Linked DNA regions of Homo sapiens: region 2 is linked to region 1. The links are chromatin loops, found by intact Hi-C in ENCODE. Cell type or tissue: PC-3. All regions are shown on one strand.

The links. A loop is a pair of places that touch in the nucleus more often than their neighbours do. Peaks named below come from ENCODE experiments on the same cell type or tissue, not always from the same donor. Only the 100,000 strongest peaks of a DNase experiment are listed, where the experiment ranks them.
Region 2: it touches region 1 in a loop (5-fold over the local background); 1 of 110 quality-filtered maps calls a loop at or near these places.

Annotation. Positions count from the first base shown.
Region 1 is chr7:31,810,034-31,818,033 of GRCh38, forward strand. PDE1C (phosphodiesterase 1C) reads right to left here. Exons shown (of 18, transcript NM_001191057.4): 15 at 5,891-6,121. Among named protein-coding and RNA genes, the nearest start is that of PPP1R17, 130 kb to the left of the region's middle. RefSeq lists an enhancer at 1,827-1,926. In PC-3, a CTCF peak has its summit at 4,364 (motif pointing right); DNase peaks (open chromatin) are centred at 4,368, 5,928, 6,188 and 6,968; H3K4me3 peaks cover 3,633 bases; H3K27ac peaks cover 3,753 bases.
Region 2 is chr7:31,739,526-31,747,525 of GRCh38, forward strand. It overlaps a transcript of PDE1C not described here. Among named protein-coding and RNA genes, the nearest start is that of PPP1R17, 56 kb to the left of the region's middle. In PC-3, a CTCF peak has its summit at 4,961 (motif pointing right); a DNase peak (open chromatin) is centred at 4,956; H3K27ac peaks cover 238 bases.

The DNA.
Region 1 (8,000 bases):
CAGCTGAGCTGAATAGTTGCAAAGAGACAGGCAAAGCCAGAAATATTTTCTCTCTGGTTCTTTACAGTATAACAGTGCTGCATCCCTATCTAAAATAATTTAATAATCCCTGGGCATGTGTGTTCAACAATATGCCAGTATTACATGAAAAGGTCAGGGGCCTCTTCACCCAGCCTTATTTTCAAGTGTTGGATATTTTCTTACCAGTCTTACTAATGGAAGCTTTCTTTTTAGCCTGCATAAAACCAAGAACACATTCTCACTCAAATACTGGTACTTATTGAAGCCAAAAGATCCCAATAATAATTGGAGTGAGCTGGGCCTCCAGGGAATGTGTATGAGGGACAGGATTTACTCTTGTTTACTTTATTTGTGCCAGGCAGTATGCTAAATGCTTTGCATGCATCATTTTATTAAATCTTCTAATAGCCCCATTATGAAGGGGCTACTATTATTGAAAGTAGACAACTTCATCAAAGATTCATTCACTAAATGTCCAATTTGTAAAATTTGCTGAATATCCCACTCACCAAATGATTGAGGATGTTTTCCAAATTTAAGTTTTTTTCTTGAGGTTCCTGCAGCCAGTTAGACAAACACAGGCCATTCCATCTATGTTAAGGGGTATGGACTGCCCACACATACATTTCATACCCCACCCTGAACTCACATCTGCCACAACCATGCACCTGGATCTCCCTCTTGGCATAACTGCCAAGCCCTCAACTATAGTATTTGCAACTTCTCTATGAAGTTCAAGTTTTAGATTTCAGACTTCTGTTTACTATTTCCATTTCTAAATGCCTTTGGCCTATGAATTTATAAAGAACTGATTATCTAAGCATGATTCAGGACTATTGGGGGCTGTAATATATTCTACAAACCACATACTTGCAATGGAATTTGACAAATACTAAGCTAAGCTAGAAGTCAATAAACTCTTCAGGTTCCCTCTCATTCTTAATTCTGAAATGGGATGGACCGTGATATGGTTTGGCTGTGTCCCCACCAAAATCTCATCTTTAATTTTACCTCCCATAATTCCCATGTGTTGTGGGAGGAACCCAGTGGAAGAGAATTGAATCATGGGGGCAGTTTCCCCCATACTGTTCTTGTGGTAATGAATAAGTCTCACGAGGTCTGGTGGCTTCATAAGGAAAAACCGCTTTTGCTTGGTTCTCATTCTTTCTTGCCACCACCATGTAAGATGTGCCTTTCACCTTCCACCATGATTGTGAAGCCTCCCCAGCCACGTGGAACTGTGAGTCCATTAAGCTTCTTTTCCTTTATAAATGACCCAGTCTTGGGTATGTCTTTATCAGCAGTGTGAAAACAGACTAATACACACTAGGTGGAAGAATTGAGGAGCAGGGGAGTCTACTCTGGCCAGGGTCCAAACAGGAGGATTTTAAGTGCAGGACATGGTCATCACCTCTTCCACCACCAAAAGAGAAGAAATCCTTCAGAGGTCCCACAAAACAGTCCAAATACTGGCTTTTCCCTATTTTAATGAAGCCAGAGATGGACTCAAGGATCTTGAGCACTGTAGTCAAACTAGTTCCTTCTAGTTCATTCTTCCCTCAATGAGCCCCCACACTCTTAATGCATGCTTTTTAAGCCCTCTAGGTTGCTCTGAACTGGAGCTTTACCCACAGCTACAGCAACACCAGGATGTCTTCTGGAAGTCGTGGAGATGGTTCCCTTTGCTGGTTGCTAACCAGCAGCCCATGATGGTTCCTGTTCTCAGCCAGGGATGGGGAGGCTGTGGGAGGAAGTCATCTCAACAGAGGGCAAAGATTAGAAGATCCTGTCACTGCCAGTGGGTGCCCAAACCTTGAAAACCCCTCCTTCACCAACAACCTTCAGCTCTAACTTGGAAGATATCCTGGGCACTCCACAAAGAAGGGGGCTGGGACAGTGACACATGCTTGTTTGATGATGTTGCCTGAGCAAAATCCATTAAGTAATTTCCCATGGGTTGTATCTGGAGTAATGGCTGACGTGAGCTGTTACTCAATAAACAAGGGGAAGTGAAAGAGACTTTCTGTGCAGTTATAAATCATTTTAATTAGGCTGCTGTAATATAGTCCCGAACCACCATTAGGCTTTCTTATTATTGCTCTAAACTGCTTTCTTTTCCCACCTCTCATTTACTGCTTACTTTTTAAGGGAAATGGTAGACTGTTGCTTATTTCAGGAAATAAGCACAGTTGTGAAATCAAGCCAGCCTTGTTGAAGACTCAGGTTCCTGTTTTGTTTCTTTCAGGCTTTCCCCTTAACCAACTTCAAAATGAATTATTATTTCCACATCTGCCCTCTCTGGGTCTTTGTTTCCCTATGGTAGAATTCATATCCTTCTTTGTGACTAGCTTATTTGCATTTATTGGTTTCTCCCACTGACTAGACCTGGGGTTGGCAAACTATGGCCCATGGGTCAAACCTGGCCCTACTGCCTGGTTTTTCATGACCCACAAACTAAGAATGGCTTTTACATTTTTAAATGGTTAAAAGAAGACAAATATTTTATGACATATGATATTATGTAGAATTCAAATTTTAATTTCTATAAATAAAGTTTTATTGGAAAACAGGATAACTCATTTGTTTGTATATTATCTGTGGCTGCTTTAAAATGGCAATGTTGAGTAGTTGCAATAGAGACCTTATGTTCTGCAAAGCCTAAAATATTTACTATCTTGTCCCTTATAGAAAAAGCATGCCAATCCCTGGAATAAGTATATTGTAAGCCTCTTATAAACAGCAGTTAAGTTTCCATATTTCTCTGATGGCCCCTCTCCCTGAAGGCACCAAACCACAGGGACAAGCTGTTTACCTAACAGAGCATTGAGACTCACACAGATCAGAGTTTAACCTGAGATCTCTACTTAATGGTTGCTTGACTTTACACAAGTGATTTCACTTCTCTGAGACTCAGTATTCCCACCCACAACATGGGAATGAGTTTTTCTACCTCATAGAATTGTTAGAACTTTTACATGATTTAATGTAGATAGAATCTCAAGTACAATGTCTGATACATGTTAAGCATTCAATAAAATGGTGGTATTATTGTTATTGCTTTTACTAAGGGCAAGACATTTCTAACCCACTCTGTTAAAAGAAAAAGCAGAGGGAAGAAACACACCTTGCCTTTCTCACCACCCCTTACATGTTCCTCTTTTGAGAGGAGTGATTATTTATCTGGGAGGTAGGGTTGAGCATGCACAGCCCGGCCCAGCCACCCACATCCCAGACTGCTTTGAGATATGTTTTCTGTAAGACACACACCTTTTCTGTCACTCTAGAAGCAGCCTGCCAGGGTGCTGGGGTGGGGGAAAAGTCCTGTGCCTGGCTATACAGTGTCTGGTTGTGTAAATTCATTTCAGAGCAAAATGTAAAGAAGCCCATGTATTCAGCAGACCAACTCTGTGTTTCCCAAGTTCCAGTTTTAGTGGAGCTGATGTCTTGATCATTGACTTTCTGATTTTGTTACCTATCTCTCAGTTGGTTCAGTCCTCAGAAGGGGTAGCAAGGAGGGGCCTGTACTGCCCTCTAAAACAGTAACAGGTACATAATAAATTTTTGTTTTAAAAAATTTTTGTATGAACATATGTTTTTATTTTTTTTAATTTTTATTTCCATAGGTTTTTGGGGAAAAGATGGTGTTTGGTTATATAAGTAAGTTATTTAGTGGTGATTTGTGAGATTTTGGTATAGCCATCACCTGAGCGGTATACGCTGAACCCAATTTGTAGTCTTTTATCCCTCACACCCCTCCCACCCTTTCCCCTGAGTCCCCAAAGTCCACTGTATCATTCTTATATTTTTGCATCCTCATAGCTTAGTTCCCACTTATGTGTGAGAATATACAATGTTTGGTTTTCCATTCCTGAGTTAATTCACTTAGAATAATGGTCTCCAATTCCATCCAGGTTGCTGCAAATGCCATTATTTCATTCCTTTTTATGGCTGAATAGTATTCCATCGTGTGTGTGTGTGTGTGTGTATACATATATATGTACACACACGCACGCGTGCATATATATGTACACACACACACACACACACATATATCACAATTTCTTTATCCATTCATGGATTGATGGGCATTTGGGCTGGTTGCATATTTTTGCAATAGTGAATTGTGCTGCTATAAACATGTATGTGCAAGTATCTTTTTCATATGACTTCTTTTCCTCTGGGTAGATACCCAGGAGTGGGATTGCTGGATCAAATGGTAGTTTGGGTACATGAAAAATTCTTATTAAATTCTTTATAACTTTTTTTTCCAGACTATAATGCACTTGAATACAAAGCAAATGAATTAAGAGCAATCTCCAGAAGGGGGCAGGACGAGTCGGGACAATGGCCTTCTGTGCCTCCTAGGGTGGTCACCAGGATTAACTGAAGTAATTTTTGCAAGGTTCCTGGAATATGATATAAGCTATCATTATTATTACATGTGTTAAAATATTGTTCTCTGATTACATGTTATAAATGGTTAATTATAAAAATAATTGGAGAACATCGTGCTAAGCACTTTCTACATGTAGAAATCATTGACCACGGCCCTGTGGCATAATAGCTAGAACACGGTTCTGAGTAGATTACCTGGTCGCACCAGGCAGGCAAGAGAATGAATATGTACAAAGAGAACTTAAAACAGCATCTAGTGTGCAGTCAATACATGCTATTTGTTGTTATTCTCTTCACTGTTTTTACTATCATGAGTATTACTGAAGGTTCCATGAGGCCTGTGCTGTGAATAGGTATTACTATATACATTGTGTAGAAACAGTAGAAGGTTAAGTAGCCTGGCCAAGGACACTGAAAAGGGAGAAGCACAGCTTGACTTGAATCTAGGTCTGTTGACTGCTAAATTACCTTGCTATTCAGCCACAACCTGTCAATTGCAAGCTCTGGAGACTCAGAACTTCCTGCCTGCCCCTAAACAAGGAAACCAAATCAAAGCCCTGTGTACTTGCTCATCTTGTTCTCTCCACTCAGAAGTATCTTTAGCCCATCTGACCAGCCAGCTTCAGCATTCAAAACCCCCTCTTGAAGCCTACTCTGACATTTACCCCATTTTATAATCCCCAGTCCCCAAAAAGCTAATGTGTTTTTCTCTGCACATGTTCCTCGGGCATTTTATCTGCCATGTCACTACTTTCACTTGCACATTTCACTAGAAATATTTGGAGGATGTCTCTATCACCTTTGATATTTTGGGCTTCTTGTGGCCTTTCCATTTCTAAATCCCTAGTGCTAAGCATGGTGCTTGGCACGTAGTTGTTAATCGATATTTGTTGCATTAAATATAAGAAATCAATAACTATATGCACACTATGGTGACCAGCTTACCCCAGTTTGCCTGGAGCTCTTCTGTTTTTAAAACAGAAAGCTCTGTGTCTCCCAGTCCCAGGTAAACTGAAACAGCTGGTCCCCCTAAAGTACACACTTGTACACACACAGATATACAGATATCTATTACAGGAAAAGGCTCAGGCAAACCTGAGGTCTGGCCCTCATAGAGCGATGGTATATATGGGAAAATGACTTTCCATTTACCCACTTTACACTCAGGAATGTGCTGGGGTTGATCATGGTAATTTTCCCCCAGCTGGCAGGCAGGCAGGCACTGGCTAGAGTCTCCAGGGCAGCTGGAAATGGCCAGAAAGGTATCAATCTCCCTGAAGAGGATGGCACAGGTGAGCTGGTAGCTGCTTCTGCTGGAATCCTGCAGCCCAATGAGGTGGGATCAGAAGGAACTGGATGAGCAGGGAAGCCTTGCCCTGTGAGCTGACCCCATCAGTAGGGTTGTTCACCAGTTTCCATTCATTATGTCATTAATGCCGCGAAAAGAGCCCTTCACCAGTGTAAGTCTACTCACCATTCTGTTGCTGTTCTCCTGATGACTTCTCGGCTTTGGAGTTTTTCCCACGAGGGTTGTCACTTTTGTTTGCCCGTGTTCCATTGACTTGATTCTTAGTTTCTCCAGACGTCTTTTTCTCAGCTTTGCCAGATGCGCCTTCTTCAGCCTGGCTTTTGGCTTCCATTTCCTTTTGCTGCTCCTCTGCGGCCAGGCGAGCCTTTTCCTCTGCTTCCTTCTTGGCCTTCTCCTCTGCATCCATGGCAAGTTGGGAAAGCCACAGAAAAGAGAAAAAGAGGTCATGCCGTTAGGAGAATGGCCTGTTTTAGTACACAAAGAGTATCTAAGGTGTTTACTGAGTGTTTGGGTACATTTTTGCTTAATTCATCAGATTGGCATGTATACTTAGGAAACGAATAAAATAGGTTCATAATGATGTCATTCTGAAAACAGTTAGAGGAGAGGTCAGGGAGAAAATAATAAGGATAATAATTAATAAACCAATATTATAATTGTATTATTAATATCACCGTTATTAATAGCTTCTATTGAACGTGTTCGCTCTGCCAAGTATTATGCTGAGTGTTTTTTGGGGATTATTTATTTTCATCCTCAAAACAACCTTACAGCAGCTACTATTACTGTGACTCAATTTGACAAATGTGGAAATCAAGGCTGAGAGACATCATAAAACTTTCCCATAGCCACAGTAAAAACTGCAGCTTCATGTGGGCTTGCTTAAGACCTAGAGTTTAAACACAAACAATTGATTACAAAACAAAAAGGGAAAATATCCAACACTAGAGCAATTGAAGACAAACACACTGAGGACACTGTTTGTTAATTTAAAACAAGGAAGGGGATAATTGAGCCTTATGAAAAAAACATGGTCTTCAAACTGTCCACAAGATGAGAGGTAGCCTTTAGTTTGGCCAGGTACCTGGTCTGTGTCTTTCCTTTTAATGAAAAGATGCTAGCATTATTTCTAATCCAGTTGATTATAAAAGGGCTTGGCTCTGTGCTTAGTCAAAACCACCGCAGAAATGCGTAGGTTAAGTATTTATGAAAAGATTGGTTCACTCATCCAACTCATATTTATTGAGCAGTTGTAGCGTTAAGCACTGTTTTAGGTACGAGGAATACAGCAGCAAGCAAGTGGATTTATAAAGAGGAGATCATAATTAAGTAAACAAATGACTAAGATACTTGCAGTTTATAAAAAGCGCTTTGCAGAAAACCAAGCAGAGTAATATGCTGGAATATAATCAGCATAGGGGAGGGAAATTGCAGTAGACAAGGAGGTGGAGAAGGAAGGCCTCCTTGACAAGGTGACATTTAACCAAGTCCTAAATGATGAAGAGCTGGCCATGCAATAATCTGGACAAATAGTATCTCAGTCAGAGGAACTAGAAAATGCAAAGGCCATGAGGTAGAAATGAGCTTGGTATGCTCAAAGAACATTGAGTATGGTTAAAGTAAATTTGACAAGGGCTTAGTGATAGATGACGTGGTCAAATGACCAAGGACAAGCAGGGTTCAGATCATGCAGGGCTTTGGAGGCAATGAGGTGGCATTGCATTATGGAGAATAACCTACACAGAAGACACATAACAGAGCCCAATCCTCCAAGGTTCTAGAGACTCATCCCATGCAGCGCTTAATTCACTGCCAAGGTCTTCTAGCCTGTGCCATCAACTTCCACTGGGAAAAGTATTATTACATTTTTCTCTACATGTGTTTTAAAATGCTCCACACATCATTATCAGGTGTTTACTTTATTTCTTTTGTGTTAGCCTTGGTCCTAGAAAAAAGCTAATGCTCATAAATAATCCATTTGTTTTTAATCTAATGGACACCAGAGTGACTATGCATCTATCATGTTTCCCTTTGTTTTAGTTGCTAAAGAGCTCAAAGCCCAAATTTGGTCCAGATTCACACGTTCACGAGGCTTTATGACATGTATTTTGTGAAAGTCTATGATATCTTGTTTAGTCTACTTCTCCTGACTTTATATTTGCTTACCTAAGATGTCTTCCTTAATATATTATGTTTTCATTCATTGATCCATCCATCCATCCAAACCAATGCCCTAGCCTCATCCCCAAACAAATTAAATAAGATTCTGGAGAAG
Region 2 (8,000 bases), 71 kb before region 1:
CATTCCGGCTGCTAGGATATGCACTTAATCCAAAGAAAGTGGTTACTTGAAGGATTGGATCATTTGTCCAAGGTCACACAGCTAGCAAGCCATGGAGCTACAGAATAAGTTCAATAATGGAGGTGTGCTCAGAAGCCCAGTGCACGAGTGGAGGTCCTCCTTATGGTCACGTAGAAGCACACTCTCAGTGCAGGAAAGGGAACCAGTTTGGTGAACACTCAGTCAGTGTTGCCCTCTCCCCCAACTAAACAAAAATGTAAAACCCTAGAATTAGTGTCCTCACCCAAGGAGAACCAATTAGGCACCCAAAATGGTGGTCTCAAACAGCAGTCTGCAAATGGGATTTGCCCACCATGTGGATCATGAACTTTCAGAGGGCACATTGACGTAGAACACTTTAAATAATTTAGTTTCCTAATTTTTGACTTTACTTTCTCTCTCTTTCCCAAAACCGATCTGCCTGAGAACTGGCCTACACGTTCATGCAGGCTGTCATTTCCTATCTTACCTTTTCCCACTCTACAAAAGGAAGGCATGCCATGAAATACTGGCTGTGTAAGCCTCTCTAGCACTTGTCTCCCCATGTCTTGCACCTTTTGCTCTGAAGGGCTAGAATGTGGCATTTCCACTCTCTTTGAGCTGCCCTCATGGGATTCCTTTGGATGGCAATGGGCTCTTTGCTGCTATTTAGGGAATTCTGCAAACAAAGTCACCCACTATGCCACCCTCCAACATGACACAAGAAAAATAACAATATTGGCAAAGGTGTGTTATAACTAATGTTTCTTTTTTTCCAAGCAGTGAATGACTAACATACATATGTTATGTATACACATGCAGACAGGCACATATAGATATCTAATTTATAATCATTTGATGAGTCTAAGTAAGACTTTTAGTGCACTTTAAAAAATTGAGAAAGTGCATGATTCAAATGCCTGGGTTATAAATCCTTCTCCAACTCAAGTAGTTTCCAATTCTTCACTTATAACAAAATTGAAATAAGATCTATTTAAGCTGTCAGAATGCTAGATTACCATGTGCTTATTTTTGACACATTACCCAAAGAGAGTTCAAAGATTTAAGGAACATTACTATAATAAAACTTCTTCTATTTCCATATCCTTATTTATGTGAACTAGTTTTCTCAATGCTAAAAATGAAACATCATATCATTCTAGCAATAAATAATATATGGCAATGGATTCATGTACTAATTGAGGAAAAATGCCTCACTATCTCATCAAGGATTGCATTTTCAGGCCAGGCACGGTGGCTTACATCTGTAATCTCAGCACTTTGGGAGGCTGAGGAAGAAGGATCATTTTAAGTCAGGAGTTTGAGACCAGCCTGGGAAACGTAGCAAGACCCTGTCTCTACAAAAAACTGAAAAATTAGCCAGGAGTGATGGTACATGCCTGTAGTCCCAGCTACTCAGGAGGCTGAAGTGGGAGGATCTCTTGAGTCTAGGAGTTTGAGGCTGCAGTGATCATGCCACTGCACTCCAGCCTGGCCAACAGACAAAGACCCTGTCTCAAAAAAAAAAAAAATAGAATTGCATATTGTACATTTTATGTTTACTAATTTGTTTAACGATATTTATAATATAATGTTGTTTTGATCTTTTAGTCTCAGCTTTGTGGTGCTGTGACTTTTCACCTTTTTTATTTCTATTTTTCTTTATATTTTATCTTTCCTGAGTATTATTACTTATGAGAAATTTGGAAAGTCTACATAAGGTGATGGTAACTAGATTAACTGGTTTTAGCTGAATTTTACATCTTTCTAAAGTTTCATAATATATACCTTACCTTATCCAGCTTCAATCCTTTACCATATTTTAACTTCATATTTTTAATCTTTAACTGTTCCTATTCTAAAATAAATTTATCCACTCAATTATGTGCAGTATTATCAATTTTCTCATTCCTTTCCTTAACTAATATAATCTCTCAAATTGTTACATTATTTCACTTTTCTCTAAATTTCATTCTACTATGTTTTAACTGCTTTGTATCTTATTTTTCACTTTAATTTTCACATGTATTTTCAGTTATTTTTACCCATTTTCATCTTCTTTAGACTTCTAACAAGGTTCTGGTGACTGGGTTTTATTCCAGCCTATATTTTACCTGCCTGTAGCAAGAAAGTTTTGTCTTCCTTTTAGGCAGTTACAGACATATTCTCCCAGAATGTGGCTCATCATAGGGATCAGGAAGAAATGAGCTTACCTAGGGATGAAGACAAGCTTTGGTATGACTGGCATGAAAGGCATAAGGGGTGGAAAATGGCTGTGGCTGCAGAAGATACTGGGGAGGGAGGCAGGGACCAGGTCCCATGTGCCCCAATTCTCTTCCTGCAGCCTCCCCAGAGTTAACAACTTCTGTTTTCACAGCTCAGGCATAGCCCTCATCACATTGTTTGCTAGCTATTTGCTCCTAAAACTATCTGCCCACTGGATGAGAGCTCCGGAGACCTAAGACTGTGTTTTAGTCACTGCTGCATTCTTAGCACCTGAAACAGGAAAGGAATTTGACCAATATTATTGAACAAAGGAATGAATCAGTGGTATTCTAGATCAGGAATAAAGGCATGAAGAAAGAGAATGAGACTGGTACACATTTGTGGACAATGAGTACACGCATCCTGCACATTCCAGTAAGAAAACAATAAAGAACAAACGTCCCATCGGACTTCCACTTGCTCATGAAGACCCTGAGTCCTGTGCTCTTCCGGCACTAACCAGTTTGTAACATAAACTCAGAAGCCAACACTTTCCTAAAGCCATTTGCTGATGGCTGCCTAGACTATGCAGTTTCTGTTTCTTTTAATAACTACAAGTTTCTTATGAATTAGAGCCTTGGGACTACATTTTAACCGAATTCAAGCAGCACAAGCCAGCTGTGGTGGTGCACACCTGAAGTCCCAGCAACTTGGGAGGCTGAGGCGGGAGGATCCCTTGAACCCAGGTGTGTTCGAGGCCACCCTGGGCAGCACAAGGAGACCCTATCTCTAAAATTATTTTCTAAAGCAGCACTTGCCAATCTTCCTTCACTGAAACACCACACTGGTGTTACATTCTCCCCTAAGATCTTTGCGTTCCACATTCTCAAAGATTAATTCACGGAACCCACCTAGGCCACCAAAAGTCATGATAAATATAGTTGAGGGGGAGGACAGGTGGACCAGGAACATTTGGAAATTGTGTAGTGTGGTCCTTTTGAAGTTTCTAGTTCTATTTTGAACCTTCTTCTGAGCACCTGGCCAGCCAATCAAACTGCTCACTGTGTGTCTTATAAACTCTGCAAATGCAAAACTGTTTTCTATTCTGTCCCCAGTGTGGTCCCTCTTCACCTTCCCCACCCTACTCCAATGATCTCTCAGTAATCAGTGCCTACATTCGCCCTCACTGGTGCCCAAACTCTCTTCAACTCTCTATCCAAATTCTGTTGATTCTACTTCCCAAGTTCATAACAAATCTACTATCTCTCTATTTCCAATGCCACCCCCTAGTCTGGCCTCAATTCCTCCCTATCTCTATAGTTTTTTTGTTGTTGTTGTTATTGACTTCTTAATTTTTTCTCCTACCCTCTACCAATCCATCTCCATTTGGCAGCCACAGCAATCTTTGTGAAATATGACTTTTATCCTGCTGGGATCCTGCTAAGTCTTTGTAAAAACTATTTTCATTACATTTAATATCAAGTCTAATCCATAACATGATGTAGCCCTTGCTTATCCTGAGAGTCTCATCTTATGCCAGCCTCCTAGTTGTTCACTCTGCAACCATAACACGGGCCTTCTTCGGATCAAAAGTGTATGCTCTTTGCTCCCGCTCTTCCCCCTCCTTGGAATGTGCTTATCTGTCCTTCAGATGCCTGAGGCTGCAGCCCTGCCACAAGTAAGACAGGAGAGTCAATAGGAGTATAAGAAAAAATGACAGTTTCCACTTCAGAGGACGCTAGAACCATGCTGTCAATGACTGAAGTCATAAAACCACATCAGCATTGAGAAGTTCGCTGGAGGATGCAGTGTGTGTGTGTGTGTGCGCACACACACACACACACACCAATTCTGTTCTGCAAAAAAGTAAAATAAAACTAATGTGTAAGCATTTCACTCAAATTTCAGGGAAGCAGGGTTTTCTACTTAATTAGAAACTGGCTTCTGGAGTAACAACAGAAATACTAACTTAACAGCAACTTAAAGAAATAATAGGGGTTTATTTTTCTCATACAGTAGTAACTCCCAAGAAGTCAGCCAGGGCTGGTGTAGCAGTTCAGTAATTTAATTGGAGCCCAGGCAAATTCAGTCTTTCTGCTCTGCCACATAGAGCATGTCAGATTTCATTTCCATGATTGTCATGAACTCATGGGCTGCTATATCTCCAGGCTCAAGTGGGCACTCCAGGCAGGAAAAGGAGAACTGGAAGAGGCTGCCCCCAGATGTAGGACAACTGGGAAGTTGAGTGTTTAGTGTTTACAGCTTCTCTAGAAGAGACAGGCGGGGGAACAGCCTTAGAAATGGAAGTTGGGTCAGCATTAGCATACTAAGATTAATAAATATACATTAATGGTGCTGTAGTCATTATTATTTCCATATGTAAAATATCATGGATATTGTCATTTATTTAGAGTTCTGTCTTTATTATATTTACTATGATTCCTACAGTTCCTCTCACACTATTTCCCTGAGCTCTATTTTCTTCACAGATTAAGGTTTCTTTATGTAGACAAACACACACACACACACACATACACCTAAACAATATGAGTTTTCAAGAAGCTAATCCCTGTGTTTGATGAAGAAACAAACCTATACAGAAATGTAGTGAATGAAAATGGTATACTTCACAACCTGCTTGCACTTTTGAAATCTAAGACTACATTCATCCAGCTAAAAACTACCTTGAAGGATTCCCTGAAACTCATGCCTCTACAGGACACCAGGTGGCAGTGCAGCCTAAGAAGTGACTGTGAGCGTATCAGGTGCGATCTGTTGCTTGAGTACATCAAATTAAATAAACCAGTATAATTTTTTGCGTGCCTATGGAAACCTTTGAGCCACTTAATCATCATGGCTTCAATCTCATTTCTAGAAATGATCAAGGCATGATATGCCCTTTCAGTGACACCATTGTATGTGGCTTATTAACATTCAAATTCTTTTAAGATGGGAGGCAGTTCATAGAAAACACAACTGTGCTATCTAACACAACATCTCCCAAGGCATTTTAGCCTAGTTTAGTAAGTGGTGAGATCACACTCTGATATTTGTTTCCAAAATTCGGGAAACTGCAGTACTTTCAGTGGTAGGATGTTTGAGGAAAAGAAAGGTTCAGACAAATTGCCTACTTTTAAAGGTAAGGCTCTAAGGGCTGGAGCTGTGTTCCTCTCTTCACCAGGGATTTTGAATCTTAAAAATATAGCAGAGATATGTGAAGAGCAAAGTAGCTTTTTTTTTTGAAAGATACGACATTTCAATCTTTAAACATAAATTTATTTATCTGGATGAAGTGAGATTTTGGCACATAAAGAGATGTTTAACCAGCACAACAGAGCATTAAGATAAAGGCAAAACTATGCTCTCTCTTCATCTATGGATGCTAATTGATTTTAACAGAATGAAAACTCCAGTGGGTTGGAACCAATTGCCTGGCGCTCTGTGTCGAGAAGGTTTCTGAGACTATTTCTAAGCCTGGTGAGAAAAGTTAGTGATTGTCTGCTGGAAGTGGGAGATGAAGAGTGGTAATATTTTCCCTGAATTTATACATTTCCCATCCCTATCTTGTTTCCATTTGGTACCACATCCTCTCATTACATTTTCAAGGATCTGTTTTACATAAAGCACTATGTTGATCACTACGGAGGATATAGTATGAAAAAGAAATGGGATGGTCCCTGCTCTCCAGGAAATGATAATATAGTAGGAAAGCACCAGGATCTATGTAATTTGTGGGAGAATGATTTAAGTGTCTCAAATAAGTAAAATGAGCATGATGAGGAGTAATCCCAGCAAAAGGCCACTTTTACTTGGAGAGATCAGGGACCAAGTCCCAGAGAAGTTGAAAGTTTATGTGGGGCCTAGGAGAACAACTAAGATTTCCAAAGGCAAAAGGCAAGTAAAAGACATTTAATGAAAATGAAGCCATGTGAACAAAAATGAGAATAGACCTGGCTCAGTCAACAAGCAGCTCCATGTGAAGGTAGGTGGTGCAAAATAGTAATAAGTAATAGATGTCACTTCATGAGAAACTTTGTCCTTTGAAAGTTAGTATATTCCCCATGTATTTATTTATTGAACAGAATTGTCTGGTGATATTTATGTCTTTTTGGCTTAGAATATTTGAATTCAAATGCTTTGCACTCATTTGATCTCTTTATGCTGAGTATGGTGGGCGAGTAGGGGAAAAGAGAGACCTTTGAGCAAGGTGTCAGGAGTACCCAGATCTCTCTGTAAAATGTTCGCTTCTCGTTGACAGGTACTGAGTCTTCTCAGTGACTGAGAGAAGCCCTCTGGGTAAGACAGGAGTGGACAAACTTCTCCAACAGTGGAGAATGCACATGTTGGCAAACTTGTTCTTCATGTTTCTCTTGATAAAGCCTCTGCCACTGGTCACTGGAGGTGGGTTTTCTGGCTCCAGGGGGAGTCTGACATGAGAGGGGATATCTCTCTTGCAATGGAGGGCTGTAATTCCTAAGGAAGGAACCCAGAGGTAGAAGCAGAATCCCAGAGAAGAATCAGTGACAAATGTGAAGATGGATTTGGAGGAATGTAAAAGATAAAGACTTTGAGAATGAGTCACTAGGAAAATGATAGTAGCAATAACAGAAATATAGACGTCAGGGAGAAGACTGTACAAGAGCTGCAGGAGAATATGGGAGTGACACTTACAGCACTCCAAGACACTCAGATGAAGAAGTCCAGCAAGTCATTAGGAGTGCAGGTACAGGACTGAGAGAGTGACAAGGACAAATGCATAGATTCAGAAAGTTCAAGGGGAATGGGCCTGTGGAAATATCACTGTGCTCTGGCAGTTTGGATATCTATCCAAAATAGTTGGATTCCATTGCTGACTTTCTATAAAAATCAAATATAAGTATATTTCAGCAGTAGAAACCGGATATGGTTCAGTGGGGGAAACCAGTTTTAAACATGAGAACACAGCTTCCTCTGAGACTTCAGGGAAGAATGAGAATGGTGTAGAGTCAGATATCCACAGAAGTAGGAAACACAAAAATTAGGGAATTTTTTTTTCCCACATGGACTATGCTGTCGACATGTCCTAATTGAGAGGACAGGGAAAAAAAGCCACAAGTTGGAGAAAGAGCCAACCATTTGGATTAACTGATGAGAGGTGGGGAAGATGCATTCAATGAGCAATGGTGCATGGAGGCCAGAGGTCCAAATGTGTGGGTGGTAATGTCAGCTCTTCTCCTAGAAAGGTAGGTAGGTCTTCTTCTAGAAATGCTTCATGACATGGGTTCAGTAGAGGACACAATCAATCCTGGCCTAAGAGGGAGAGGGAAACTCACAATCCTGAGTGTTGAGAAGAATCATGCCATTGCTGCTGGTCCTGAATTCTATGTTGGATGACAGGAGCATGGTTGAATATGAAAAACTTGTGATGCCAGGGAGCAGGCTCAACAAAGGGGCACACCAGAAAAGTCTGTGTGAACAACACAATGCATGGAAAAAATATATAGCAGTGCAATCAAAGGACCTCAATTGAACCTCCTTTCTACCTTTCCTCACTAGTTCTGCAAACTTTCTGAAAAATTTAACCCATTGGCTAATCAACAATAAGGACAGTAAGTCTTCCCACACAGGTTCATTATAAGAGTTAAAAAATATATTAGCATATATTAAAGTGCCAGGAACCTGGTGGGTTCTCAAAAATTATTACCTGGATTTTGAAACCGACTATGCTAGAGCAGTGTTCTATCATTTCAAATTTTTGCCCACTATGATTGTAATCACCTGATGAGTTCTTCCTACCT